Regions from separate parts of the Mus musculus genome. Here all the other regions are linked to region 1. Evidence: chromatin loops called from intact Hi-C (ENCODE). Cell type or tissue: left cerebral cortex. All regions are shown on one strand. Region 1 overlaps Ttc7 (tetratricopeptide repeat domain 7). Region 2 has its middle 7.2 kb from the start of Msh2. Region 3 overlaps Gm46587 (a long non-coding RNA gene). Region 4 overlaps Stpg4 (sperm tail PG rich repeat containing 4). Region 5 holds the start of Gm46587 (a long non-coding RNA gene). Region 6 has its middle 26 kb from the start of Msh6. Region 7 holds the start of Gm30984 (a long non-coding RNA gene).

Evidence for each region. A loop is a pair of places that touch in the nucleus more often than their neighbours do. Peaks named below come from ENCODE experiments on the same cell type or tissue, not always from the same donor. Only the 100,000 strongest peaks of a DNase experiment are listed, where the experiment ranks them.
Region 2: a loop joins it to region 1, with 6 times the contacts of the local background. A loop is called at or near these places in 16 of 42 quality-filtered maps.
Region 3: it touches region 1 in a loop (5-fold over the local background); 41 of 42 quality-filtered maps call a loop at or near these places.
Region 4: it touches region 1 in a loop (2.4-fold over the local background); 4 of 42 quality-filtered maps call a loop at or near these places.
Region 5: a loop joins it to region 1, with 8 times the contacts of the local background. A loop is called at or near these places in 41 of 42 quality-filtered maps.
Region 6: a loop joins it to region 1, with 4 times the contacts of the local background. A loop is called at or near these places in 2 of 42 quality-filtered maps.
Region 7: it touches region 1 in a loop (2.7-fold over the local background); 13 of 42 quality-filtered maps call a loop at or near these places.

Annotation. Positions count from the first base shown.
Region 1 is chr17:87,313,519-87,317,518 of GRCm38, forward strand. The region is part of intron 5 of Ttc7 (tetratricopeptide repeat domain 7); the gene reads left to right. Among named protein-coding and RNA genes, the nearest start is that of Gm52284, 8.5 kb to the left of the region's middle. In left cerebral cortex, CTCF peaks have their summits at 1,632 (motif pointing right) and 3,094 (motif pointing right); DNase peaks (open chromatin) are centred at 1,247, 1,647, 1,927, 3,082 and 1 more place; H3K27ac peaks cover 1,113 bases.
Region 2 is chr17:87,663,321-87,667,320 of GRCm38, forward strand. No RefSeq gene overlaps it. Among named protein-coding and RNA genes, the nearest start is that of Msh2, 7.2 kb to the right of the region's middle. In left cerebral cortex, a CTCF peak has its summit at 2,300 (motif pointing left); a DNase peak (open chromatin) is centred at 2,303.
Region 3 is chr17:87,561,536-87,565,535 of GRCm38, forward strand. The region is part of intron 1 of Gm46587 (a long non-coding RNA gene); the gene reads right to left. Among named protein-coding and RNA genes, the nearest start is that of Gm46587, 7.2 kb to the right of the region's middle. In left cerebral cortex, no CTCF peak of the experiment used is centred here; a DNase peak (open chromatin) is centred at 2,043; H3K27ac peaks cover 523 bases.
Region 4 is chr17:87,415,801-87,419,800 of GRCm38, forward strand. All of the region lies in intron 3 of Stpg4 (sperm tail PG rich repeat containing 4), which reads right to left. Among named protein-coding and RNA genes, the nearest start is that of Stpg4, 9.9 kb to the right of the region's middle. In left cerebral cortex, no CTCF peak of the experiment used is centred here; no DNase peak of the experiment used is centred here.
Region 5 is chr17:87,569,462-87,573,461 of GRCm38, forward strand. It overlaps Gm46587 (a long non-coding RNA gene), which reads right to left and starts at 1,296. Exons shown (of 2, transcript XR_001782168.1): 1 at 562-1,296. In left cerebral cortex, a CTCF peak has its summit at 2,356; a DNase peak (open chromatin) is centred at 2,323; H3K27ac peaks cover 1,009 bases.
Region 6 is chr17:87,947,049-87,951,048 of GRCm38, forward strand. No RefSeq gene overlaps it. Among named protein-coding and RNA genes, the nearest start is that of Msh6, 26 kb to the right of the region's middle. In left cerebral cortex, a CTCF peak has its summit at 2,125 (motif pointing left); a DNase peak (open chromatin) is centred at 2,120.
Region 7 is chr17:87,528,798-87,532,797 of GRCm38, forward strand. It overlaps Gm30984 (a long non-coding RNA gene), which reads right to left and starts at 2,299. Exons shown (of 2, transcript XR_877095.1): 1 at 1,885-2,299. In left cerebral cortex, a CTCF peak has its summit at 1,810 (motif pointing left); DNase peaks (open chromatin) are centred at 1,852, 2,877, 3,579 and 3,989; H3K4me3 peaks cover 1,793 bases; H3K27ac peaks cover 2,879 bases.

The sequences.
Region 1 (4,000 bases):
ATGGAAATGAATCGTCATTTCTTGTCAAGTAAACAGCCTGGAAGTGAGTAGAAGTCCCGGGGACTCGTGTCCCGGGGACTCGTGGCAGTCACTCTGCCTCTGTCACCAGGACTCATGGCAGTCACTCTGCCTCTGTCAGTTCCCTGTGGCCCCCTGCAGATCAGCCCTGGCTTCTTGTGCTGGCAGACCAGCACAGACTTCCTTGGAGTGGAAGCTGCGGCGCTCTGGACCCACCTGGGCTACAATCGTTTCTCACACTAGCAGCAGCTGTTAACTCTGTGTGACAGGCAGAGAGGGTGTTGCCTTCTGTGCGCTTCTGGGAAGGAGGAACATATACATTCCTCGTCTTACTAAGGAGAAGAGGAAGAAAGGAATCGGTCTGAAGTCGAGGCCATTAGAAAGCATGCAGAGCCTTGGAAGCTGGCGTGGACCTGAGTCCATCCAAGCCCTCCCTCCACCTAACGTTTTGCTCACTATATAATCCTGTGATTACATATAGCTGCCCACAACTGGTCTGCGTTAGCGACCTGAGTAATTATATATTATTGTCCTTTGGCCAAAGCTGTATACTCCTTGGGGAATCACAGGCTCTAATATTGTTCTTAAACAAATGTGTTTAGTCTCCTTAGCCCAAAGTTTCTTTTAAAACTATTTTGGTTTGGGAGACTGTCTTGGCCGTGGTAGGTTTCGTCAACATCTCTGGCCTTTAACCCACTAGATGCCAGAAGCACCCCGCCAAGAATGACAACAACCAAAAATACATCCACGGGCACGGGTGGATGCTGAGGTGGGAAGCAGGCAGCCTCCAGGGGAGACCCATCGTCTTAGCCTAAAGGGAAGACATTCTAGGGTAGAGGGGTAGCTGCATTGGTTATGGCCCTGAACATCTGAGTTCTCGGAGTCTCTGGGAGAGCAAGAGAAAGCCCCTCGGTGTGGGAACTTTCCACACCAGCCCTGACATCACCCAGCAGCTCACTCCCTAAGAGCCCCAGGACCCCCTGTGTACCCTTGCTCTGTGGCTGGACCTGTGAACAGGTTCAGGCGGGGCCAGAGAGTCAGGGAGTGGGCTGCTGCCTGGGATGGGGTGGACTCCAGAGGTGGCTGAGGGGTGTAGGGTTGGAGCTGGGAGGTGCTGCTGTGTAGAAGAAGGTTCCTGTAGGAGTCTTGGGGGTGGAGCCTGAGTCCTGGGGGTGGAGTCTGAGTCCAGGGGTGGAGCCTCTGCTGAGAATGGGGTGGAGCTAAACCAAGGAGGGGCGCCTATTGGTCTCACAGAGCACTCACCTACCCCCCTGCCTTTGCTGCCCCCTGCTTAGTCGGGTCTTGTCCCTGTGCACAAGAGGTGGCATTCACTTGATCCCCACAGCTTCTCTCATATTCTGATCTTCCAGAAACCTCCGCCCCTTTCATGCTGGCCAAGTCTGGTGCCCGATTACTCATATGTCTGAGTGACATTCACTTTTTCCAGGGGCCTTGCCCTGTTGATTTAGCAGCTGATTCCCTCCAGATGGTCCTGTCTTTTGTGTTATGGTAATAGTGCTTCCTAACGGAGCTCAACTAGAAAGCCTGAGCAGAAAAAAACATCCCATGAACAGGATGGGGGCCAGAGAGCCTGCAGCTTCACTTCCCCTCGGAGCCACGAGAGGGCAGTCATGGATTCCAATTGGAGTCCGGCCCCAGGCGGTTCTTTGGTACCTGAGCCTCCGGGAGGGGGCACCTACTGAATGCTGGAGGAGGGCTTTGGTAGCCAACTGGACCTAGAGTCCTGCCTGTAGAGGAGCCCCAGGAAGAAACCTGGGCCTGCAGGGAGCAGCTCCAGGGGTTAGGCAGAGGACTGGGAGGAGGGTAAGGCTCACGACCTGAGCTGGGGAAGCTGGCAGCCCTGTCTCTGACCACAGCAGGCCTGAGAGCCCTCCCTCAGGCACCTGCCAAAAACAGGAACAGGAACAACTCTGCCCCAAAACCCATCACAGGCACGGGGACGGTTTCTTCTCTGGGTTGTTCCCCTTCTTTCTGCCTAGAGCTGGCAGAACCCATTTTCTGCTTAGGTCGAGGTGCGTTTGAGCCAGGTGGTCTGTGTATTTTATCATGCATTGCTTTAATCCCTAAGGCAACAGGTATTTCACACTGCACCCCAAACAAGAGAACAGGTGCTTTCCAAGGGGGTCGCCTCGCTGCTGCCCCTGCCTAGGTGGCTCCTTTAGCCCTGTAATCAATGAATCAGTCAATCAATAAATCAACCCCATTCTCCCAAGTTGCCCTAACTTGTCTGCCGGGAGTAAACTCTGAAGGCGAAGTGCACTTTAGGTTATCAGCGGTGGTCTTGCTTTTAGCGGCCACGTGCGTGTTTGTGTCTGCAGGCCTGGGGGAGGGGTACAAGTTGTTCTCACTGGGTTCAACCTGGAAGGCTCACTAGCAAAGCTTGTGTTGTCTCCCAGTTTTCTGTGTCTGCTTTGGGGGTGGGGGTGGGGGACAGGAGGACCTCTCTGAGGGCACGGCCTGTATCTGTTGTTTGTGCCCACTTCCCCAACGGCGTGAAGTGCTGCCTGACATCCTCTGTCTTTCATGCTCGGCTTGACTGTCAAGGTGGAAGTTTTGGTTTTGAGGCCGGTGATTTGGGTCTGTGGTGAAAATGAGCATCTGGATAATGGTTGAACGTCACCCGACCTTGTCCTCCAGTGGCCTCACTATTCTGGGTACTTGACCAGAGATCCCTCATGGACGTGCCAGCCCTCAAATGGAGACGTCTAACTAGAGTTGTATGTAGTATCCTCTCGACGACCAATTCTTACTAATATATCATTTTATTTCAAATCATACTCTCACCATTAAGCACCTACTGTGTGCAAAACACTTGTTTTTGACGAGTTCCCAGGAAATGAGGTGAACAGCAGGAGGCAGACTACTTATCTGTGGCCGTGGGTGCGATAGTCAGTCAGTCCGATAGTCAGTCAGTCCCTCAGCCTCTCTCGTTTGCTTCATGATGACTGCCAATGACAAACAGTGCAGCTGACCAGGTACTGAGCGTGCAGAAGGCACTTTGTAAATGGCATAGCGAACAAACGGAGTGCCAGGAGCCCTGGAGCACAGATGGCCAGTAGAGGGAAGTGTGAGAGTTTGTGAGAAGACCGCCGTTGTCTTTCTCCAGGGACTCAGAGCTGAAAGTGCTGGGTGTCTGTCGGCCATTGGCCTTGGGCACGTGATGCCCAGAAAGACAGGCATTGTCCAGGCTTAAGTTTTCTATTAGAAGGGGTTGGGGTGCGAGTATTTTATTTAGTTACGTATATTTGCTGGTGTCAGGAGGAATTGCAGGTCCCCTACACACTTGGCAAGTGCTCTACCATGGAGCTGCAGCCTCTCCCACAATAGTAATTTCTTTTTTGAGAGAGAGAGAGAGAAAGAGAGAGAGAGAGAGAGAGAGAGAGAGAGAGAGAGAGAGGATTTCTGTAGCCCTGGCTGTCCTGGAATTCACTCTGTAGACCAGGCTGGCCTTGAACTCACGGATCTGCTTGTCCCTACCTCCCGAGTGCTGGGATTAGAGGTGTGAGCCACTATCACAAGCTCACACTAGTCATTTCTTCAGAGCATTATGGGTATCAGGAGTTCTGCTTGAACTGGGGTAATGAAGCCTTATGAGAAATTTTGAAGGCTGAAAACTGTCAAGGGCTTTGGAAAATGTGCTGCACTGCTGGCTGTGGGGGTAGGGGGACTGCTGTCCTACTACGTCCCACCTTCCTCCTGGAGTCCTATGCTAGCTGAGCTGCTAACACCCCCACCACCCGCCTCTTGGCCAGTTGGACCTGACCTTAGTTGCAATAACCGGCTTCCTGGCTTCTCCTCATGCAGCCCGTTTCTGGGCCAGGGTTTGTTTGAGGCTCTGTTTGGATACTGTTAAAAGTGGGCAGCTTGGCTCACAAAGGTCATCAGGAGAGACCAGAACAAAGAGATCTTTCAAGCTGGCTTCTCACTGGGCAGCCAGAAAGGGCCAGGGAAAACCCCAGCT
Region 2 (4,000 bases), 350 kb after region 1:
ATCAACCCCCAGCAGTTGCAGTTCAGGGTTTTTAAAGAATAAACTGCAAAGTGAGGGGAGGATAAGACCACAAAGAATGGGGAAGCTGAGTAAACATCATAAGAATGGGGATGGTGAATTACAGCTCATCTCTCATGGAAAGGTTGCAGGCTATCTTTGGCAAACATTCTTGGTCCTTTACACAATGATTCAGGCGCTTGGGTGGGTCACCCAGTGGTCATCATTCTCTCAGGATGAAGGCAAAAGAACAAAGAACTCCATGCTGGGCTTTGTTTTTTAAGAAACACATTGAGTTGGGGTCTTATAGCTTCAAGGTCATCAAAAGCACATCTTGCCTTTGTCTTATTTTTTTAATTTTTTTTTTTTTTTGCAAACTGATGCTTAAGGTCAGGCTGCAGTGGATCACCACTGGCATCCAGTCACTTCCAGCTCATATGCCATGGTTAAATGGTGGAACCGCCTAACTAAAGCGCGGAATGGTCCAGATCCTGTTTCAATACCGGGGAGAGGTTCTGTTTGTGTTTTTTCACAAAAAGAAGATGGAGCCAGATGGCTGCCTGAAAGATTGGTTTGTCAAGTGGACACAGTTCCTGAGTCCTTCTAGTAAGTATGATTCCAATTATGAAGATGACTAAAAATCTTTATCAGCCAGCTGAGTTAATTTGAATCATAGTCTCCACTATACCTGAGAAGTAACAGATTTTTGTAGCTGCCTGCGGCCACACTTAACTGGGTTCCTGAGTGAGAAGCCAGAGCTGTATGGAAGGAAACGGCAAGAGAAATAATGGAGGCCAAGACATGTTTCTGTTCAAGGCCCCCAAAATTTACTAAGAGTCCGTGCTTATAAAGAGGGGAGGCCCATCCCCCACCAACCCATTCTTGGTGCCTGTTGCCAGCCTGTAGGTGATCTGCTAGATGCTTTCTCTGGAATATCTCAAGGGCCTCTCAGCAGGTAGCAGTGTCTTGGAGAAGAGCAGGGGCAGGTGACAGAACAATAGAGCCATCTAAGTTGGAAGGTTCCACACCAGGTGGTCTCATTCTCAGTGCTAATGTGGTCTGAATCAGCCAGCTTCAAGGCTGGGGGAGGCTACAGTTTTTTCTGTTGATTCTCAAAACCACTTCCCCTACTCCAGGAGGCCAGGCCTTGTGTCTGATTGTTCCTAATTTACAACTGAATTGAGTGCTTGGGAAGTCCTGAAGACAGCCTTCATCCTGTTGCTTAAAAGCAACCTTTGACTTTGTATTTCAAGCAGATCAGTTACCTTCATACAGGTTCACCTTCAGCAAGGCTCAGTCATGGAAGTTATTCATCTATGAAGAGATGCATTGAGTGCATATTGCGGCTTTGGTGTGAATGGGAAAATGGTGTGCTATGAGGGCTGGCAGTCAAAGACGGGCAACTGATGATTCTATGACTCTTTTATCAACCTGAGACAGAGGCATGTGCCAAGAGGCCGTGTTTGTTCAAAATAAACACTAGAAGGTCGTGTTTGTGCAAATAAACACAACCAAGCTATACATGGCCTCCAGGACAGGTAAGATTGAACCTAGGCACAGACCACCACCCACCATAATTCCCAGTTGGAAAATAATAATAATAATAATAATATATTAAATAAAAACCAATAATAAGCAAATTTTATGCCCCAGTCCAGCTAATTTTTAATAAATAAAAAAGGAGGAACTGTGCTGTTCCCCCATCCTTGAGCAGGCTGGCTCAGACCTTGTCTGCCAGTTGGCCAGCTCACATAGGGTGGAGTCTTCTGATCTAGGTGAAGTCTATTGTCCTGTCACCTCTGCAGCATCCTGCCACTACCTGCTGAGCAGCTCAGCTTGTCTTCCTGACTAGATCCTGGCAAAGTGGGGGATGGGTTTTCCCCCTTTCAAATCCGACCTTAGAATTAAACACTGAGCCTTGATCAGAGAACTTTGTCTTGGCTCGTTATTTCTCTCGCCGTCTTTCCCATCCAACCCCAGCTTTCCTTTCAGGAACCCAGTAACCCGTGGCCGCTGGCGGTTATAGATCTCAGGGAGTTTGTCTCCATACTGAGTCCCACACCAGCCAGAGAGCTACTTTTCCCCAGAAATCCTTTCTCAAACAAAACAAAACAAAACAAAACAAAAGCATCCTATAGGATTGCAGCAGCAGGGGTGTTGGTGGCCCCATGAACTGGAGGAATCCTGAGGCTGTGAGTGCTAGAAAAGCCACCCATGCTACATCAGCTGGAGGGTGCAATAGCCCCAAACATCTATCAGAACCAGGGAACAACTTTCCCTTGCTGGGCCTCTCTAGCACCCTCTGCTGGTACTGCTTCATATCTACGTGCACATTTGGAATTGGTACATTGAACACACTGAGTTCTGTTCGGAAGCTACCCCTGCTAAGGTGTGTGCCTATGCACGCTCAGTACATGCTCTCCAAAGCCTGTTGTGGTGATGTTGCTTCAGTCCCCACCTAGGATGCTTTCTGTACATTATCTTTGGTGTCTCCTGGTCATTTGTCACTGTATCAATCCTGAAGTGCTACCGTTTCCAGAATCTGTTCTTTGTTTCGTTTCTCTTGCAGGAGGGTCCTGTCCATCTTGCCTTAGTTATCTAGATGAGTAGATAGCAGGTGAACAATCTCCATGTCTCCTCTTCATACTGAGTTCCCAATTGTTTCACATAAGTAGCCTTTAGTGATCTCATGCCTTCCTCCACAAATCCATTTCCTGTCTTCAGTTTTGGGATTAGACTCAGTCTACGCATGCGTACAGGCCTGTGTGTGTGTGTGTGTGTGTGTGTGTGTATGTATGTGTGTGTGTGTGCGCGCGTGTGTGTGTGTGTGTATGTGTTTGTGTGTGTGTGTGTGTGTGTGTGTTTGTGTGTGTGTGTGTGTGTTAGGCAGGTGCTCTACCACTGAGCTATAGCCTCTGCCCCATTTTACCTCAACGGCTTGGTGGCAAAGACCTTCAGCATTTAGGATGTAGGCACCAGAAGGTCCCTGTGAAGTTACAGCCCCTTTGAACTCCAGGGCTACCTGGTGAGACCTCACCTCCAACACTAAAACCCAGCAAAACAAAATCAAAGATGTATTGGTTGCCTCACCAAGAATCTGTTGGGAGCCATTAAGGCAACGCTATTGTCCTGATCTCTGAATTGGGCCTCTCCCCCCAAGAAGAAAAGAGGGTCAAAAGCGGGCCACCGACACACCGCTCTGAGAACAACCACAGATTGTTCCAGCCCTAAGTCAGCGCCGGATGTCCTGACCTCAAGATACCCTGATACCGCCAAGTTCCTGCTTCCCGGTGTAACTGCCTAAGAATGTGCAATTCTATTGCCCCCCTCCCACTGATAAATATTTCTCCTTTTGCTTGTATTGCCCCATCCCTCCCGCTGATAAGTATCTGTACTTCCCCGTTTCCTTGTGCAATTCTACTGCCCCATCCTTCCTGCTGAAAGGCACTTCCCCTTTTGCTTGTGTATTTAAACCTTGGGCCTGGCTAATACATTTTGGGGGTCTTGATACAACTTCAGAACGGTTTCCGTGTCGTTACTCGTACAAGACCCTCGTCTCTCTCTACCCCCCATTTGGTTCTTAGGAGGAGGTCCCCTCGAGACCCTTGAATAACTGGACCTGCTGGACGGGTCAGAATCAAGCCCCAAATAGTCTATGACTTACATTATTTTTAGTCACTAGCTCCATTCTTCATCAGGAATTCATGTTCCTTTAATCTGTCTTCACTGATCACTTTGCAATCAATGTATTATTCTCCCTCTTGCTCAAATTCCACATTGACACCAAAATCATTTGCCTAAAGCTTAGCATACCGTCTCTTGGGAGTTCTGGATATTGAAAACAGAGTTTCACGAATTATTCACTATTTAGGTGAGCAGTCTACCAGCGGACTACATCTCAACCCCTTGTCAGTTACTTTTTTCCCGTGTGTTTTTGAGACAGGGTCTGACTATGTAGCCCTGGCTGGCCTAAAACTCACTCTGTGGATCAGGCTGGCCTCTT
Region 3 (4,000 bases), 250 kb after region 1:
AGCACATACTGAATACTGACAGAGCAGCCCTATCCCAGAACTTCGTCAGGACAGACCCACGGAAGCACAGTTGCCTGGACGTACTATAGATTCTATCTGGGAAAGCATGGAAGCAAGGCAGAAGGCCGTATCAGATTCAGGGTTCGCTGACCAGGCTGGGTTCTACCGTATGATCTGACATCCATCAAGAATAAATTGAAATTTGAATGCCAATGTTTGTTGCAGGAGGCACAAAATCATGTCTGAGAACAATTCAGGGAACAAAGTGCCCTCTGCCTTTTCTCCTGGAGCCTCGCTCACAGTTCCCCACAGCACTGCTCACGATGGTAGTCCTTTGACGTGGCAACAATCCTTCCTGCAATGAGCACCTGTGACTGTTTCCTGGTAAGCCTAGACCAACGATGACGAAGCAGCCAAGAAGCTAGTGTTCTGGCCTAGTTTCATCTCTGTCATGGTCTGTTTGTCATGTCTCGTGCCTTTGGGTATGAGTGGATCCCAGGGTGATCTCCTGTGGGAAGCCACAAACGCCATTACAAGATGGCGCTGGCTACCACTGGCCACCACCCATGATTATGGGTAAACAACCAATGTGCGCACGTGCATAAGAGTTTTTTGCCTAGTCACTGCCTGGCCCGACGCATATTAATGAGGTACTGGTAGCATAACCAATCAGGTATGGACACGTCACTCCTAGGCCTATATAAGCAGCGCCATTTCTGGGGCTCGGGGTCTTTCGCCTACGCCGTCCATGCTCTCCCAATAAACGTGTTGTAGAAGGATCCTGTTGTGGCGTCTCACTTGCTGGCAAGTCAGGCGTCCCACAATCTCCTCTTTACTACTTAATTTATTGATTATTCAGTGTTAGGGATCAGAACTAGAACTCCACAGAAAGTAAATACTTTAACCTGCTCTACACTCCTCTCTCTCTCTCTCTCTCTCTCTCTCTCTCGGGAGGGTGGCAAGACAGGATTTCTCTATGTAACAGAGCCCTGATTTTTCTGGACTGACTCACTTGTAGACCAGGCTAGCCTCGAGCTCACAGAGATCTGCCTGTCTCTGCCTCCTGAGTGCTGTAACTAAAGGCATGCACTGCCACCAACGCCTCTGCCACCACCACCACCACCACCACTTAGCTTGAGTTCTCAAAGGATCCTGATGGCAGGAAAGAGAAAGAAGGGGGAGGGGCAACTGTGTCCAAAAGATCCAATTAGTTCAGGGCCACAGGAGTGACTTCTCAGTACAGTGTACAACCGTTACCGTATGTGTGAGCCAGAGGTAAGGTGGATGTCTAATGGTAGGCTGGGCCCTGACTTGGGGCTGGAGTGTCTGTTCCCATGGGTCAAAGGTTGAGCCCTTTCCTAGGAATCACGTATTTACTCTTTGACTCATCCAGCAAATATCTCATTCCTTGAAGCTACAGATATTTATTGAGCATCTACTATGTTCTAGTATAGGCACTGAGGATGTAGCAGGGACCAGACACATGAGAAGTAACACAGACGGATGAAATAGTCAGTAGATTAGACAGTGCTAAGGAGAAAAACCAAGTCTAGAGGAGGGTAGCAGACGCAAGCCTTCATCCTACGAAAAGCATCTCAGATAAGCAAATTGACACTGCAGTGAACACCCAGTTAAGGAACTGAGGATTGAGTCATGCAGGAGTCTGGGGAAATATTTGTTGAGGTCCCAAAGAATTTCTACCTCTGTGGGCAGGTGGGGGGTGGGGGGTGGGGAGAGGAGGCTGGGCCCTGGCAAAATTCCAGCCAAAGGCCACCAGAGGAAGGAACACCTAAGCTAGGTTTCCATTGCACAAGGGCACTGTTAAGTGTGTCGATCCTGTGTTAGGAACAAAAGCCGAGGGTCTTCACAAACTATGCCCAGGAAATGGGAGACGTTTTGTGTCAGGATCATTTTTCAGCTTCATGGTTTTTTTTTTCTTTTTCCAGAAGACTATTTTTATAAATTACTGATCATAGCATAATCTGAGCCCTTAGCAACCGTCTGGTGTTCATGGTTTCCAAATGTGGTGAGAAAAAGAATCCTCTGAACTGCTTGGATGAAGGATACTGACTTCAGCCTGCCCCGGTGGCACACGCCTGTCATCCTAGCTACTGAGGATGCCAGGGAGGGAGGTGGTAAGATAAAGGCTCACCTGGACAACTATGTGGAGAGACTCTTTCAGTGAATAACTATAAAATGTTTGTCAGAGTACTTGACTAGGCAAGCATGCAGACTCAGATCAAGTGAGTCTGCAGTACCAAAGTGAAAAAAGACCCTATAGACTCCACCTCAGCCTTGGTCAAAGTTCCAGCCCTTGGCGGGAGGTGGGGGGAAGGGGTGGGCTGAGGCAGGAAGATAGTGAGTTCTAAACCATCCTGAGATAGACTCTGTCTGCAAAGACTAGACCAAACTAAACAAACCTGGATTCTAGCCATCACCCCAGCCCTGTCCCCAGAGGGCTCTGGATTCTGGCTGTCACCCAGCCCTGCCCCCAGAGGGCTCTGGGGTCTGCATGTTTAGCCAGCACCCTAGGTGACTCCACTCCAGGCTGTTTGGGAGGCTCAGAGAGTGTTTACAAACAAGGGAAAGGAGGCCTGGTGAGAGGCATGTCTTGCCCAAGGGAGAACTGGTCAGTCAAGCAGGGCTGGGAGTGATACTTCAGTTTCCCAACTCCCTCTGTCTGTGACTGTTTTTATTTTCACACAACACAAAGATAGCCTGTGATATTGGAACAGATGCCAGGCCGGGCATTTGTTAAGATATGCCAGTAATAAAGGACATAACAATTACTACCTTTGAGAGCTGAGTGCCCTAGTTACAGTCTGTAAGGGAATGCTTGGTTCTGTTTATGGGGCCCAATAAAATGATGAATAATATGTGAGCTAACTGATTTGGTAAGAAAAGTTTTTTCTCACACAATTTTTATTTTTGTTTGTTTGTTTTTCAAGAAAGGGTTTCTCTGTGTAGCTCTGATTGTCCTTCCTAGAACTCGCTCTGTAGACCAGGCTACCCTCAAATTCAGAGATCTCCTGCTTCTGCCTCCTTAGCACTGTGAGCAAAGGTGTGCCTACCACCATACCACCCTTTTATTTATGATTTATTTACGTGTGTGTGTGTGTGTGTGTGTGTGTGTTATGTGTGTTATGTGTGTGTGTCCACAGAAACCAAACAAGGGCATTGGCTCCTCTGGAACTGGAATCAGACATGGTTGTGAACTGCCTCGTGAGTGCGGGGGATCTAATCTGGGTCCTCTGGAAGAACAACCAGGGCTCTTTTTGTTGTTGTTGTTTAAGAGTTTATTTTATTATTACCTTTTCATCTTCTGGGTGTGAGTGTTTTACTTACACATATGTCCGTGTACATACATCCCTGGTGCCCTCAAGTCCAGAAGAGGATGTTGGATCCCTGTTACTAAAGTTACCATGTCGGAGCTGGGGGTGGAACCTCTAGACCCTCTGGTAAAGTATCCAGGGCTCTAAACCACGGATCCACCCTTCCATCTCCATAAAAGTTGTAAATTACATTTTATTCACTGTGTGTGTATATATATCTGCATGTGTATTTGTATGTGTGTGTGTCTCTGTCTGCCTGCATGTGTGTTTATGTGGTGTGTGTGTGTGCGCGCGCGTGTGCACTTGCTAGGTTTTTATATCAACTTGACACAAACTAGGGTCATTTGGAAAGAAGACTCTAAACCGAGAAAATGCCTCTATAGGATAGACCTGTGAACACACCTGTTGTGATTTTCTTGATTGATGGTTGATATGGGAGGGCCCACTGTGGGTGAGGTCACCTCTGGACTGATGGTCCTAGGTGCTATAAGAAAGCAGGCTGAGCAAGCCATGAAGAGCAAGCCAGTAGGCAGGACTCCTCCATGGGCTCTGCATCAGCTTCTGCCCCAAGTGCTCTCTGTAACTTCCTTGGATGGTAGACCATTTAGCTCTCCTTCCCTCCTCAGGTTGCTTTTGGTCATGGTGTTTCATTACAGCGATAGAAACCA
Region 4 (4,000 bases), 100 kb after region 1:
GTGTGTGTGTGTGTGTGTGTGTGTGTGTATGTGCATGCATGTGTGTATGGCATGTGTGTATGTGTGTGTGAGTGCATGTGTTTAGGTGTGTGTGTGTATGTGTGAATGTATGTGAGAGAGATCTAGGTAGTGCGTGTGTGTATGTGCATGCATGTGTGTATGTGTGTGTGAGTGCATGTGTTTAGGTGTGTGAGTGTGTGTGTCTGTGTGTGTGTGTGCAGGAGTAACTCGTGCACACACCTCGGCACATGTGAAGGGGTCAGAGGACAACTTTCAAGAGTCAGCTATCTTTTCAGCCCTGGAATGCAAGAATCCAATCTAGGCTGCCAAGTCTTGAGCTCCTGGGATGACCGCACCCTCCCCTTCTAACCAGGTACCTCCGTGTTCCAGCAGGGATGCCCCCTGGGCAACATCACCAAATTCATTTCCTTTCCCATTTCCAAGCTAACGAGCAACACAAACTCGAATCCAGGCAGAAGCTCCAGGCTGTTTTCAACTTCATTTGTTTAACTGTGATTTTCACGGACATAGTCCCAAGCTAGGAAGTACACGAGAGAGGCTCTAAGCTGGAGAGTAAGCACGCTGAGGATACAAACAAGCATTAGCTGGATTTTTTTGTTTTGTTTTGTTTTGTTTTTTCGAGACAGGGTTTCTCTGTGTGGCCCTGGCTGTCCTGGAACTCACTCTGTAGATCAGGCTGGCCTCGAACTCAGAAATCAGGCTGCCTCTGCCTCCCGAGTGCTGGGATTAAAGACGTGCACCACCACTGCCCGGGTCGATTTTTTAAAATTATTATTATTGAGAAAGAACACAACTCACAACTCACACACTGAAAAAAACTCAAGCACTTCAGGAAGATGAAGGATGACTCTCTTTGCCCCCCTCTAGGCCTACTCCCCAACCGTGAGCCACCATTAATGACTATACTAAGGGAAAGAGAGGCGATCAGACCGCACAGAAGTGCACATTCATCGTCACTCGTGCAAGTGGATTAGGCTGTAAAATTCATTTACATTAACTTCCTTCATTTAATAATAACCTAAGGTACTCTGACATCAACGCCTCATTGTTTTGAATGGGGTGCTTCACGTATGCTGTCTCATGGATGCAGGAGGATCTAGTATTTATATCAATCCTCTAATTAAAGAAATGCAAACAACACTACCATGTGAGATGAGGCTGCAGATGCTACTAATGTGAGCTCGCTCCCTAAACAACCTAACTTGGCATTACCATAGTTAAAGCTCCATATAGTTCAGATATGTCTAGGTTGCCGAGTTGCCTTACAAACCCCCTTGCCACCTGCTCTTCACATCAGAAATGGCAATACCGTCTTGTTCTTGTCTCCTTCGCACACACAGTTTTTGGTTATCAGGTGAAATTGTCTTATTGTCCTTTGTGATGAGTCGCAGTCGAGTGTCACTTTGTCTTTCTGTCAGTGGTGTATCTTGTCACGAGCTTCTCACTCCTGTCCCCTGCCCAGGACAGAATGTGTGTTTCGATTGCATGGTAAGAGAGCAAGGCTCATTCTCACCCTTGAAGGCAGGTGTACAAGACAGAGTAGCCAACGTTTTCTGGAAGCTATGCATCTTTACAGCAGTGGGTCTGCCTTCTTTTGGGTGACAGACAGTGCTCAGGGCTCAGTCCACTAACTTCTGTCTTGTCATTGTCTGGAAATTGTGACCCAGATAACTTACTGGAGGTGGCTGTTCTGAATTCCCGCTATCACATTTATATTTATGCAAGTCCCCCATTTCTGTTTGAAGTGATAGGGACCATTTACAATGGTGACATTCCTCCTCTGCAGGGAGTGCCACAGCACAAAACTGTCCTGCCATGGGACAGACGGACAGACAAGCAGCAGGAATCGGTTGAATGTGAAGGATATGTCTGCTCATCAGATACATCTACAACTTTGAAAAACGATGTATAGAGAGCTCAAACTATATGGAGAAGGTTCTGGAAAGCCCTGGTTCCTGCTAGTGACAGGTTAGGTTACTCAAATGAATCCTCTGAGTACAGGCAGCTAAGAAGGGAGGGCAAATGCTAAAACAAATTTGAGCATTTAAACATGTGCAGACATAAGTAACAAGGCAGCAAGGATAAGACTCCTACTTGAGACAATGAGAACCAGGGAGATTAAAGGGCCGGATTTAGCCTGGTAATGTTTGCTGGGAACAGACCAAACCAGGCATGGGAGTACACCTGAGTCTGAGGGAACTTCAGAGCCCTAGAAGTATGCAGAGGCCAAAGCCTGGGCCAGCCAATGAGGGGATACGGTGGCCTAGAGGTCCCCACCCATAGGTATTTGAGACCCCCAAAAAGATAGCTCCTGAGAGTCAGCCCTCCCACCTCCCCCACTGGCAAGGGACTGCAGAGGGTTGCCTTCATATCAAGCAGGATCAGAAAGGGGAAAGCCCCTGCTGGGGGGAGGGAAGGTAACCATGGGCTGGTTATTTGCATAGATTCCGTGGGTCTGCTTTACAGGAGCGAGCCACTGCACAGAGAAAGGTGCATTCCCAGCAGTGCGAGCCCAGCAGCTCCCCTGAAGCTGAGAAGGAGAAAGAAAACCTTCTCTGGAAGTGAGACACTCAACCCGGGCCTTGGGGAATTCACAAAAATACACTTGAAGAGCGAGGAGCAACGTATAACAGTCACTGATGATCACACGCAAGTGCCACGAATCCACATGCTGACATATCGAAGGGCTCCGTCAAAGGGCCCTGAGAATCGGAAAAGCGATGTGGTGGAACTGCGAAATACAGAGCAACACGGGCGTGGACAGGGCCAGCAGTGCCGCTTCTACAGACCCATAATGAGTTCCCTAAGGAAGAGATGGAGCAAGCAGTTCCACTCCCAACATGCCTGTTAGCTGTGAGAAAAAGTGGTTGGAGGCCACGCACCTCCTCCCTCACTGGGGATATTTGGCAATGTTTAGTGACAGTTTTCGTTATTAAAACCTGGTGGGAAGGTTACCAGGGACATCTCCTGTGTAGAGGCCAGTGACAACGTGCAAAATGGCTCTCCAGTCCCAAGACTTGACCTACCTAACATGTCAGGATTTGTCTGAGATTTAGAGGCTTAACATTCACCGTTCAGTGCAAGGGACCAGAGTGGCAGCGGGACTCAAGGGAGACATCGAGGCAGGAGACATGGACTCTGGGAATCTCCACTCTGGGTGTCTGCCACCTGGAGACGGGCTGAGCTCACCGTGCAGTGGGGCAGGGTGGATGGGGAGGAGTATGTGTGTCCCGGCACTCCAAGGTGCCTGAAAAGGCCGAGGAGACGACCAAGACTGAGGACTGGAAAGTGGCGTCAGAGAGAGAAGGGTGGAGGAGACAGGACAGGCTGGAGGGTGAGGGCGCAAACCAACTGTGAGGCCTGCTGTGTGCTCACTAGTGGTGAAGCACTAGGCCCACTGTGTGCTCCCTGGCGGTGAGGGACTTAAAATGAGATCGTCCCCCTCCACCATGATCACAGCTACCAGAAAGGCAGTGAGGTTTAACCAAGGTGTGGCTTTGCCAAAACAAGCAAGAGATGTCGATGACCATGGGGAACGGGCACCATGACTAACTATGAAGCAGGGGCAATGTAAACTGCATTACGGTGGGAGGGTCCGAGGGTTCCGGTGGGATGGGGGAGGGTCACTAGAGCGGGGCGGGGGAAGAGGAGTCACTTACCTAAGACCATGGAGGGTTGAAATTATGAGTCTTGAAAAAAAAAAATCTAAGGAGTGGCTGAGATAGAGGAGCAGTGAAGAAGCCAAGAAGCCAGGCTGTTGGCAAATCATCGCTAGAGCGCCGAAATCGCTGTGGGGATGGCAGGAAGAAAGTCAAATTCTCTAAGGAGTCAGGAGGGGAACCGTGGGCCAGTGGCTAACTGCAACTTGGGGGAAAGCAGGCCAGGTCGGGAGAGAGATATCCCACTTTTATGTCTCAAAATACCGAAAACACAAACCAAAAGCCACTGGTATGGAAAACTGAGAACGTCATACAATTTT
Region 5 (4,000 bases), 260 kb after region 1:
TTGGGAACAGGAAGCTCTCTTCCCAGGGCCCCAAAGTCCCAATGTGGTGGTAGCTGTTTTCCACCCAGGAGCTCTCTCCATGGGGTGCCTGGCCACACCCACTTGCTCACATGCTTTCTGGGGGGGGGGGCGCATTTACATCATCCTTGCTAGCTGCAGCAGGAACACATTTACATGTAACCTTCTAGGGCTATTACCTAGCATGACCCAAGGCTGGGATCTCAAGGTGTTGACAGAAGACCCAGAGGTCTCACCTTATTAGACCTTGCAGAGTGACCTCGGAAGTCTATCTCTGGTGTGAATAGTCACAATCAGGTTCCCTGTGGAACAAGAGACATGGTGCCCAAGACCGCTCACTGTGAATGACACACACTCAGAAAATAATGCCCCTGAACAAGGTAAAGGTGAGAATCAGATGCATGTGACATGCCCACGGGGTTTAAAGGACATCTGATAACTTTAAGTCCTCAAGAACAGAGACTGCTGTCAAACCCTCTGATGACCGAAGTGCCCCAGTCGTGAGTCTAGAATAGGCAAATGTTTAGTGAGCAGAAAATTTACCTAGTATGCAAATCCCAAGCAGGTAGGTTGGGTGTGGCAGCAGATAGGGAAAATCTGGAACCCCTGGTGTGACTGAGAGGGCGTTGGAGTCAGGAGAGTCCCAGCCACGGGCAGAGTTCATGCTTGCCCGACTTCCCTGGAACAGGCTGAGCTCCAAGCTCCCGGCCGCTCTAGTCTGGAGTATCTGGAATGGGAAAGCACCACATAGTTTCTGCCTAATCGCTATTTACTCTCCTGGGGTTTCAGAGAAAGGGTGAATCAGGGAGCTGGGAAGAAAGGGTAGGACAACCGCGCTTGGGGTTCAGAGCCGCAGCAGTGTTGTATAGATTTTCTTGTCTGAGCATGGTCAACCCAACCAGTCCTCAGCCCGCAAAATCAGCTGCTGTCCATTGCGCTGGGGCCTTGCCTTGTCTGAGTCCTGCAGTTTGAAACAGCAGGTTCCACATCCGAGAAAAGGGAGTCTTGGGCCCTGTTTCTGCTGTGCTTCCTCGTGCTCTGGACAATGCCGAGTCAAATCATAGGACCCTGGAATGACCGGCCCGTACTCCCCGCTTCCCTGTCTATGCCAATCATGATCGACCAGCTAGCGTTCTAAAGATGCTACTGCAGGCCCAACGTTAGCGTCAACCTGTGGAGACAACCAGATGATCATAACTCTGTGGCCAGTGGCGAGCATCCAGAGTTTACAGGGTATTTATCCACTTTTCAGGGATGTGAGAGGAATAAAGTCTAGGAAACGGCTTCTTCTGCATCAGCTTGAGTGACGTAATAATGTCCCTGTTTGCTGTGCCTGGAAGTATTTGCCCAAGGATAACAGCACTGTGTAGAACATGCTGCCACGTGGACTGCCCTTTGTAGGTCGTACAAGCATGAGGGAAGGGAAGACAAGGAACACTACGAGTCCCTTGCTGTGTGCCAGCTGTACGTTGGTGGCTCCATCTCGCTAACAGCCGGTGTGGGACAGCAGCATCCTCCATCTCTGGGATGGGCTGCAGGTCCAAGAAGTGCTGAAGAGCTGTGGCCCAGGTGCTTGCCAGCCAATGGGGAAGCAGAGAAGCGACAAAGCCGGTTGGGGGAGGGAGCTTAGGAGTGCAACTTTCCCCCCTGGAAGCTACAGGAGCCATTGAACGGCTGTGGCCTGTGGCGAAATGGCTCCTGTAGCGAAAGGCATTGGAGCAGATGCTCCAGACAGCCCTCCAGCAGCTGTGCAAGCCGTGACATAATGAAAACCAGAGAGCGTCGTCCGGAAGGGCATACCTCTGTCCTTGCTCATACAGAAGAGAGGTCTCTGGGCTCCAGGCTGGCAGTTCAATAACCCATTTTACAATTTTAGATCCAAGCCAGTGGCCCCCAGTTTTAATTTAGATTATTGAAAGATGGTAAATTGGGCCAGGCGAGTGAGAGGCACTAGCGGCGTGGGCACAGCGCTGGCAAGCTGCTGCTAGGATGAGTTCAGTCATGACATTGAGGTCGGGAGAGCAGATCTAAGTCTGAATTTAGCTCGGCCGTTCACTCACTGGTCATGAGTCACTGGAAACATCATCTAATCGCTCTCGTGTGCTTTTATTTCACCATTGGAATATGTTTCATAGCGAGACAGTGTCTCATAGAACCAGAAACAACGAAAGAAATGCCTCACCGCCCCTCTCTTGTATGATCGTTGCCTACTGTTTATATAAGCCGGCACATTCTTGCCGTTCAGTAAATGCTAGGCAAGAGTCATCCTGTGAGCCTGATTGCATCACCGGCATGGCATCATCTGGTTGTCCCCTGTGGAGCAATACTGCCGCTCAGTGGATGAATGTGGGATGGCAGGTAGCAAAATGTTTCTGCCCCACCCTTCATTCCACAAGGACAGGGAAACTCCGAGCCTGCTCAGGAGGCTGTTTTGTCCCTGATACTAAAACAAAAACAAAAACAAAAAACCCTTCAATCCCTGTGAGTTTTGAACCTTGAGCTAAAGAAAGAACACCACTTATTTATTTATTTATTTATTTATTTTTAAATTTTTGAGATAGGTCTCACAATACAGGTCGGTCCATCTGGCTTTAAACACTCAATCCTCCTGCCCCCGCTTCCAAAATGCTGGAATTAGAGATGTGTGCCAAAACTTGTGGTGAAATCACAATCTTAACTAGTCTGGGAACAACTTTCTAGACTTGGCCATGTCCTGCAGTGCCCCCTGCCCCATGTGCCACTAACAAGAACCTCTGAGAGGTTGAACATGAAATGACAAGAACCAGGCATTCTAAAGCAAACACAGAAGAGAGGTATAGGACAAGCACTGCTAAGAAACGTTGGTGGGAACCATCAGGTCTCAGTTGGAACACAATAACCAGAGAAGAGAGCAACAACAACAACAAAAAAAAAGCCCACCAACTATCTACCTGGGGGCGGAGGAGGGAGGGCATTAGCCTTTAATGCTAGCACTCAGGAGGCAGAGGCAAGTGGATCTCTGAGTCTGAGGGCCATCCTGGTCTACAGAGTGATTTCCCAGACAGCCAGGGCCACACAGAAAAGCCCTGTCTTAAAACAACAACCAAAGCCAGGCTGTGGTGGCGCACGCCTTTAATCCCAGCACTTGGGAGGCAGAGGCCAGCCTGGTCTACAGAGTGAGTTCCAGGACAGCCAGGGCTACAGAGAGAAACCCTGTCTCAGAAAAACAAACAAACAAACAAACAAACAAAACAAAAACAACAACCAAGCATAAAACAAAAGAAATAAGAAGGGAGAAAAGGATATTAACAAAATCACCTAAGGATATATTGCAGTCTGCAGGAAGGGCCTGAAGTTGAGGTTACAGGTGCTAGCCCCACCCAGGACTAGATAAGCCACAGTCCTTGGTGCTTCCGGAGGCCCTGGTCTCTATGGTTCCCAAAAGTGGGGGCAGCAGAGGGCCCACAAGGATAGGACACCACAAACTATCTTTGAGCAAACTGGAGTAGTACATAAAAACCACAGGGCAAGGATGAAGACAAGAGCTCGGCCAGTAAAGGCTCTTGTCGCCTGAGGACCAGCGTTAGACACCATAACCCACATGGGGAACAGAGGGGGACCAACCAAGTCCTGCCAGGTGCCCTCTGACTTCACACGTGTACTACTTCACGCACATATGCACACACATGTACACATGCAATTAGTAAATGTAATTTTAAATAAGCATCGTGTATTGTTTTTAGCGTTCTTGTTTGAGATGAAACTTTAGGAAAACACTGCTTCTGTAGGCAATTTTGACTTCTTCAGTTGTGTTAAGGTTTCTTCTCTCTCTCTATCTTTCTCTTTATTTCTTTTCTTCCTTTTTTTGAGAAAAATGAGTCAAATTATTTGTTCATTTCTTGTATCTGAAGTTCCTTTCTATAACATCTTTGATCTGAGATTCTTTGCCACAGTCTTTCACCCCGGCACAATTGCCACCAACCGCTTTACAGAGTCCCCACCC
Region 6 (4,000 bases), 630 kb after region 1:
CCTTCTAATCCTTTCAAATAGTAACCCTCCCTGGTGACTAAGTGTTACCGACTGAATTGATCAACACATGAACCTACAAGGGTTATTCTTATTCAAACTACCACACAGTGCTATCACTTACAAAACTATGTTGGGGGACCCAGAGACAGAGAGAGCTTTTATTGGGAGAGAAAGGGGGAACCTGGAAGCAGACAGAAAGGAGAGTTGCTGTGTGGAGTCTACACCCTCCACAGTATACATCTTTTCTTTTCCACAAGAATATCCTGAGAGGACAGCTGACCTTTGTTGCCCAAGCCACTCTAGTTCCTTAAACAAACACATCATTTATTTCCCTTCGAGTTAAACATTATTCTACTTCTAATTAAAGAACAACACTCCAACACGCTCAGCCCATTTTCTGGTCTTATTGAAGACCATTAGATATATATTAGGTTCTGTAAATCTAGCGAAAACTTACTGATGAGTACATTTTTTACAGTTTGCGATTGGAGCTTCAGGAGCTTGGGCTCTGGCAGCCCCAGAAGGCTAGGATGGATCCTCCATCCATCATATCAATTAAAGGAACATGGTAGAGAAAACAGACAAAAGAGGTTTATCGTCTTTGTTTTCCTTTCGTTTCTCTCTCTCTCTCTCTCTCTCTCTCTCTCTCTCTCTCTCTCTGCAGAGTGTTACTATGTAGCTCTGGTTGGCCTAGAATTCACTATCTAGATCAAGCTGTCTTCAAAGTTACAAAATATCAACCTGCCTCTACCTCTCAAGTGGTAGGATCAAGAGTGTACCACCATGCGAGACTTTTTTTCAATGTGGCCACATTAGGAGACAAAGAAACAGCCCAAGAAAAAGAACAGTGACCCACACATCCATATACAACATACACACAAAGAGTGAATGTGTATGAAGGGATGTCAGAGGACAACTTGGAGGAATCACCTCCTTCCACCATGTGGGTCATCTGGCTGATGGTAAATGCCCCTACCAGCAAATCATTTAGGTTTAAACAGAGGATGGATTCTGGCAAGGGTCAAGGTGCAGCAGTGCGCAGACCTGGCTGGCCTAGAATCTGCTATCTAGATCAGTCTGGCTTCAAACTCACAAAAAATGGATCTACCAAGGTCAGGAGTCTTGATCGAGGTGTGGCCCTGCCTGCCACCCTTTCAGTCTGAGTTCTGCAAAAGTGGTCAGAAGGTCTTATCTGAGGGGACAGGTCAGTTCTCGGGTGATGGCTACCCCCGCGTCCTCTGGAGGAGGGGTCTGCGCACTGAGCTTCTACTTCTCCTGGGAGCCAGGATGACTGCAGGTTTCGGAGCAACTTCAGTGTCCTCTGCGAAAGTAAAGGGGATGGAGACACACGCAGAGATGGCGTCCTGCCTTCAGTCACCTGTGGGCTCACACGAGAAGTCAGGACAAAAGCGGCTTCTCGGGGGCTGTTTCAAAACCGACACAAGGCAATACTGAACACAGCATTCAGCTTGTTCCCACTGACGAGGCCCGTCAGACCTGCCTAGGCCTCATGAGCAGCTGGAGGCCAGAGAGAAAAGCATGACCTATGATGGTTATCTCAGTGAGGACTTGATGAGATTTACTCAGACTGAAGGCCGCAACTTGAGGGTTTGGAGGCCAGAAGTTTGAAATTGTAGGTTATAAACATTGCTATTTGTTTTTAGTTTATTGTAGCTAGGTATGATTGTATACACCTTTAACCCCAGCCCTTGGGAGGCAGAGGCAGACAGACCTCTGTGACTTTAAAGTCAGCCTGGCCTATAGAATGGGCTCTACGTCAGCCAAGGCTACATAGTGAGAACCTGTCTTAAAAACAAAACAAAAACAAACAACCTAAACAAATATGTATTTTTTATTTTATTTTGTATGCATGTGTGTATAACAGAAGTGAGGGGAGATAGAGAATTCAGATGTAACTGTGTCCCTGAGGTTTATTTGACAGCCTTACTTCTATACCCCGAGTTTGATCTCACATTTCTCTCTGGGACCAGGAAAATATAGGGGTGCTGGCTATTTCAGTAGGATGGGGTCCCAGGAGCCCAAACTGAAAGAGCCAAGTGGAGCTTTAGACGAACCGAGTCTCTGGGTTCACGGCCTGGCGAAGGCTGACCCCTGGTGGCTGCACGGAGCCTTGCAGCTGCAGCCTGCTTAACCTGGCTAGGGCTCTTGCAGACCAAGAGTGGTTGTGAGGAAGGAAGCCAGTAAATGAGGCGGGTTTCGAGCCACATGGTGCTTTTCCAAAGTCTCGGCTAGACAACAAGAGGCAAACATCGTAAACTCATATCACTAGCCTTAGGTAATTCAGGAGCAGTAAGGATGCAAGCCTGGTCCTTGGTCCTGTGAAGGCTCGATGCCCCAGTGTAGGGGAATGCCAGGGCCAGGAAGCGGGAGTGGGTGGGTTGGTGAGCAGGGGGTAAGGGATAGGGAGTTTTTGGAGGGGGAAACCAAGAAAGGGGATGATATGTGAAATGTAAATAAACTGGGCAGTGGTGGCGCACGCCTTTAATCCCAGCACTCGGGAGGCAGAGGCAGGCGGATTTCTGAGTTTGAGGACAGCCTGGTCTACAGAGTGAGTTCCAGGACAGCCAGGGCTACACAGAGAAACCCTGTCTAGAAACAAACAAACAAACAGGAAGGAAGGAAGAATCTAATTTTTAAAAAAGTGAATGTTCTAAACAGTATGAAAAACAAACAACAACAACACTGAAAGCCTGGGAAAGAGTGGGTGAGTTGGTTGGTCAGGTTGGTTTGGTTTGGAACTGCCTGCTTGTTTCTTGAGGCTATGTGTCTCTGTGTAACCATGGAAACCTCCAACTTAAAACTTTGCTGAGGTCTTCCGGTCTCAGGCGCTGCGGGAGCCGCGGGTTACCGTGCAGACGTGGCCAAGTCTAAGAACCACGGCACACACAACCAGTCCCGCAACTGGCACAGAAATGACATCAAGAAACCCCGGTCGCAAAGATACGAATCTCTTGAGGGGGTTGACCCCAAGTTCCTGAGGAACATGCGCATTGCCAAGAAGCACAACAGAAAGGCCTGGAGAAGATGCAGGCCAACAATGCAAAGGCAGTGAGTGCGCGCGCAGAGGCCAACAAGGCCCTCGTGAAGCCTCAGGCCATCAAGCCCAAGATGCCAAAGGGCCCCAGCCGCAAACTCAGCCATCGCCAGGGCTTTCATCGCTCACCCCAAGCTTGGGAAGCAGATTCGAAGCTACATGGCCAAGGGTCGTAAGCGCTGCCAACCAAAGCCCAAGGTTCAAACCAAGGCACAGGCCAACGCTCCAGCTAAGACCCAGGCTTCAGCTCCAGCCCAGGCCCCCAAAGGTGCCCAGGCCCCTGTGAAGGCCCCAGAGAAAAGGCTTCTGCCAGTGTGAAGACAGATGGACTGCTGTGACACACCTACCCACACACTATTTGCAAATGACCAGTGTCCTATGCTGCTTTTACAAATAAACTCAGGCAAGATCTGTTTAAAAACAACAACAAACAAAACAAAACAAAACAAAACAAAACCTTTGCTGAGGATGGTCTTGACCGATCCTCTGCCCAACCCCACCCCACCCTACCCCCAGTGCTGGGACTATACAAGTATGTCCCTCCATGCTCCGCTGTAGACTGAGGGATCTGGCATGCCTGTTATTCTGCGTCCATATATGACAGCCTTTCTCTTTAGGCATGGGGCAGGACACCTGGGATATGAGATGCACTCAGATCAGACAGCCTGACAGTACATTCTCAGGATACATTCCTACTGTTAAGAGATAGGTGATTGTACTCAGAAATGCCCACAGGTGCTATATCTTAGGATACTTCATTTTGAACCCCAACAGCTACAAGCACGGCCCACCTGAGTCTGCCTTGGGAGGCCGCTGAGGAGACAAATCACAAAGAGAGGTAAAGAAACATGTCTTATCTCCCCCCGCAGGCCTGAGGAGACTTACCTGCCGGCTCGCTCTTCAGAACTACAGAGGCCAGTCACTTATAAAGTCACTTGGGTGACT
Region 7 (4,000 bases), 220 kb after region 1:
AAAAACACAGGCAAAACACTCTTTTCCTTCAATGAGACACCGTTACTTTTCCTTCCCACAATTCCCTCTCCTAGTGCAGAACCATAAAGCTCCGCTGGGTCCGCCTACCCTTCTGAGGCCTAAGCCAGAAAGTGCAACTTTTCCTTTTTTTCCTCCCCACAAACCCCTCTTTTGATGCTAGCCAGAACCTAGGAGAGCTTTTTGTGACAACTGTGGGCAACTGTCCCTGCTCTTTTTGTAATGCCCTGTCTCCCCCCCCTTACCTACCCCCCCACCCCCGCCCCCGTCCCCGACCCCTCCACACCAGCTCCGGTGGAACTCTCTCCACCTCACCGCTTCCTCTATGCAGCTGCTGGCGTTTACAGCTTGCCTGCCTTGGGATGTTTTTCTTTTCAACTCTAATAAAAATTAACCTCAACCTTCTACTTGAATCCATTCTTTAATCCTTTTGTTACTGAGACCAAGAACCCTAAGAGGGGACACTGATTTCCTCAGAGTCGTGAGGATACAAATGCAAGGACACCTGTACAAGAACAGGTCCGAGGGAGCGTGCGCTTCCGGTCAGAGCTGGGAAGACTCAAAGTCAAAGAGGCTTCCTGGAGGAGCCCAATGGGACTCGAAGCTGCTGTCTGGCCTGGCCGTCGGAAGCCTGATAGGGAAGAGGGGACAGGAAGCTCCGGGGAAGAACAGATCAAACAATGTTTTCTCAAGTAGATTTAATGTACACCACAGGCAATGTGCCGAGTATCTTAAGATAGGGTGAGGGAGGGACAGTTCTTGGCCAGAATCTCTAAACAAAGATTAAGAGGAGAAAAATAGTTTATTAAAAGTGTGGCACATGGGAGGTAGGGGGAGGAATGACTTCTACAAAGAGCAGTGCAATTTTAGGACAGGGGAAAGGCCGAAGACACAAGAACTAGACTCTTTAGAGGCAGAGACTGTGAAAGGAAAATCAGATTAAAAACAGGAGACAAGGGCTCCTCAATCTACGCTTGCTGCGTAGATTCCTCTGGTGCCACCTCCGGGTGGACGAGGGTCTCAAGTGTCTTCCATGATACCACTTTCCTGGTAAAGCAGAGAACAGAGACACCCATGTACATTTCCATCCAGCTTTTAGGCAAATAGGGGAGGGACCGTCCTCCTTGCATCTGATCGTTTACTCAAAATAATCCTTACGCTTAAATGGCGTGTGCCCCGGTGGTGGTGGTGGTGGTGGTGTGCTCTGCCACCCTTCAATAGGATGGGAACAGCCTCAAGGCTATGTAAGGGGCTTAGGCCAAGCACCTAGTGAGGCCCTTTGAGCAGTGAACAAGCCTGTGGTAAGGCCTGGCCTTGGGGCAGGGGTGAGGGGGATGTGGGGGAGTGGAGATGGAGGGAGACAGGAGGATGAGAGGCGACGCTCCTAAGCAAAAAGTCCTTTCATTTAACTCAAATAGGACTGACTGGTTCCTATCGCTCGCCAGGGTCTGAAAAAGTAAATAGGGCCCGAGTCCTACTCCAGGGGTCCCTAGCCTAGTGCTTAGTCCCAGGACTTTGTGGCCATTAGTGGTAGGGCAGGGGGCGAAGGAGGCTTGCTCTGGCATCTCTCCTGCCACAAACTAGCGGATCCTCACGGTCCTGACAATCGTCCCCTGGCTCTCACCCTGACCTACCTCTCTCTCAGCCACACCTAGAAGGAAAGGGTTGGCCAGAGAGAAGGGACTAGGGTGACCTTCCGGCAAATACACCTTGGGCTGCAGTGGGGAGCTGGGCAGGCGACGGCCGAGGGCCTGGAGCCCTCCCCGGATTCAGCAGCTCCCCTGCGCCCCCTGCCGGCCACCGGACGCACTCCACGCATCGCCGCCCCACCCTCCCGGCTTCAGCACCCCCTCCCCCACCACCTACCTCGGCTCCCGGGATAGGTTGGGGAGGGAGGGAGCCTTCCATTGTTCGGGGAGTGGAGGCGTTTCCGGAAGTTCCCTACCTGATGGGGACAACCGGGGACGTCCCCAGGCCAGAAATTTCTCCCTTTGGAATTCCAGAGGGGTGGGGAGGTGACGTTCTTAACGTTTATTGGTTATTAATGGGGTGCATTTCCCGGGCGAGCTAGGGGAAAGAACTTGGAAAGTGTCAAGGACTGAAGTCATTCATTTTTCTCAGTGAGGCTTTTAAATTAGTCCTCGTGTGTATGTCAGGACACGCCTGAAGAGGACTCGGAGCCAACTGTTGTGCCCTCGGAGGGCTAAGGAAAGGCTGTATTCTCCGCCCTTCCTTCATCTCTAGGTAGTGGAGCCACCATCCTCCAAGAAGTCTGCCTTATTCTTCATTACCTCTGTTACAGGCAATGTCAGTGCCTCGCTTTGGTAGGTCAGGATTCTCTGCTCATTTTTGGTAAATTTTTTTTTCTGTATCTGCAAGAGTCTTAAGCCCATCATTGTGTCCAGGGGCAGAAAGCCCTATCCGTGTGAGGCTGATATCTAGGGAGGAGAAGGGCACAAACAGAAAGAGCATCCCATTTCCTGTCCAGTCAAGGAGAAACTCCCAGTATCCCCCACGGTCCCCGTGAATTTGGCCCCACATACCCGAAGATCTTCGTGAGTACCCCGAAATCTGAGCCCTGGACGGTTTGCTCTCTGAAAGGTATCCAGGACGCCACTTAAGATCACGAGGGCTTTAAACCTCGCCAGTCTCTCCCTTTCAATGGCTCCCTATTTCCCTTACAAGAAAAGCCGAGCTGCTGGCCACTCACAAGGCCTCCCTGCTGCGTCCCCCATTCACTTCTCTCTAGTCACATTGTTTCTACCCTGCTATCCCTTAACTACGACGGAAATCAGCCTGGGCTCTGGCCCTAGGCAGCAGATCCAGGGAGCGAGCCAGAGTGGCGAGTGTTGTGATAAAGTCCACGTGAGTGCTCAAGGGAGGATAAAAGCCACTCTGGAAATAAATAAAAAAGGAAGCGTGAGTCAAAGAGATGGGTGGGGAGAGAGAAAGGCACTCCAACGGGGAGAACAGGGAGTGGCCTGGAGGCCGGCTGCACCCCAGTCCAGATCGGAGACAAGGACGGCAGAGAGCACGTTTCGATTCTGAGAGACTTGTTAGAGCAATGATAGCTGATTCCTCAGTGCTCCACGAGGCCTGAGAAGTCAGGGCCAACAGTCTGCTTCTAACCCCTGAGAGGGCATAGTATGAACTTCTGGCGTGTTGTCTCATCCCCCAGTCCAGTCGTCCCTGTCCACCCCCCACCCCCCAAAGGCTGGAAATAGTAGAGCACCTCTGGGTGATCCAACTGGGGTCCCGGCATCCTACTGCCTCCTCCTACCCTTCCAGTTGCTCAAACCCCTGCCTGAGCTGCAGAGGGTCAGAAAAAGTCCTGTGTCACACATCTCCATTGCCTTGACCAGGAGGAAAACCAAGTTTCAAAATGGCCTTATTTTGCAATCTGACTCAAAAGGGTGTGGAGTGGAAAATTATAGACAGCAGCCACCAAGGGACTTTGGCTTAATATAACTGGTGACCTGGGAAACGGCAGAGGCAGAAAATAATTTCTGCCTTCTCGGATTGAGGGACAGGGAGGGCTTTTCGAAGCAGAGTCAAAATAAAGACTTCCTTCGAGCCGAGGAAGCTCGAAGGAAGCAGGTCAGAGGATAGCCCTCCCACTTCCTTGCGCCTCCCTCTCCAGCTTTTCTTCATGCTTTCTGCTCCTTCGCCCCCTTCCCATCCTACCCTCTTGGCTTTCCAGTCTTTTCTTATCTCCGCTTCTTCCACCCCACCCCCATGCCGCCCCCGCCCCTGCTCGCTTCCCTCCCTCCTCCCTTTGATCTGTTCTTTCAGCTTCAGCAGCAGATACTTTAGCTCCTAACCACTTATTAACAGCGAAAAATCATAAATCTTATGCAAATATCAAATGAGCACCTGTCAGCGACTGTCTGTAACCCATCAATTAGTGAGGGATCCAGAAACACGCTACAAACAGAAGAATCCCTAAGCAGACCTTCTGATGCGATACAATTTGCCACTTGAG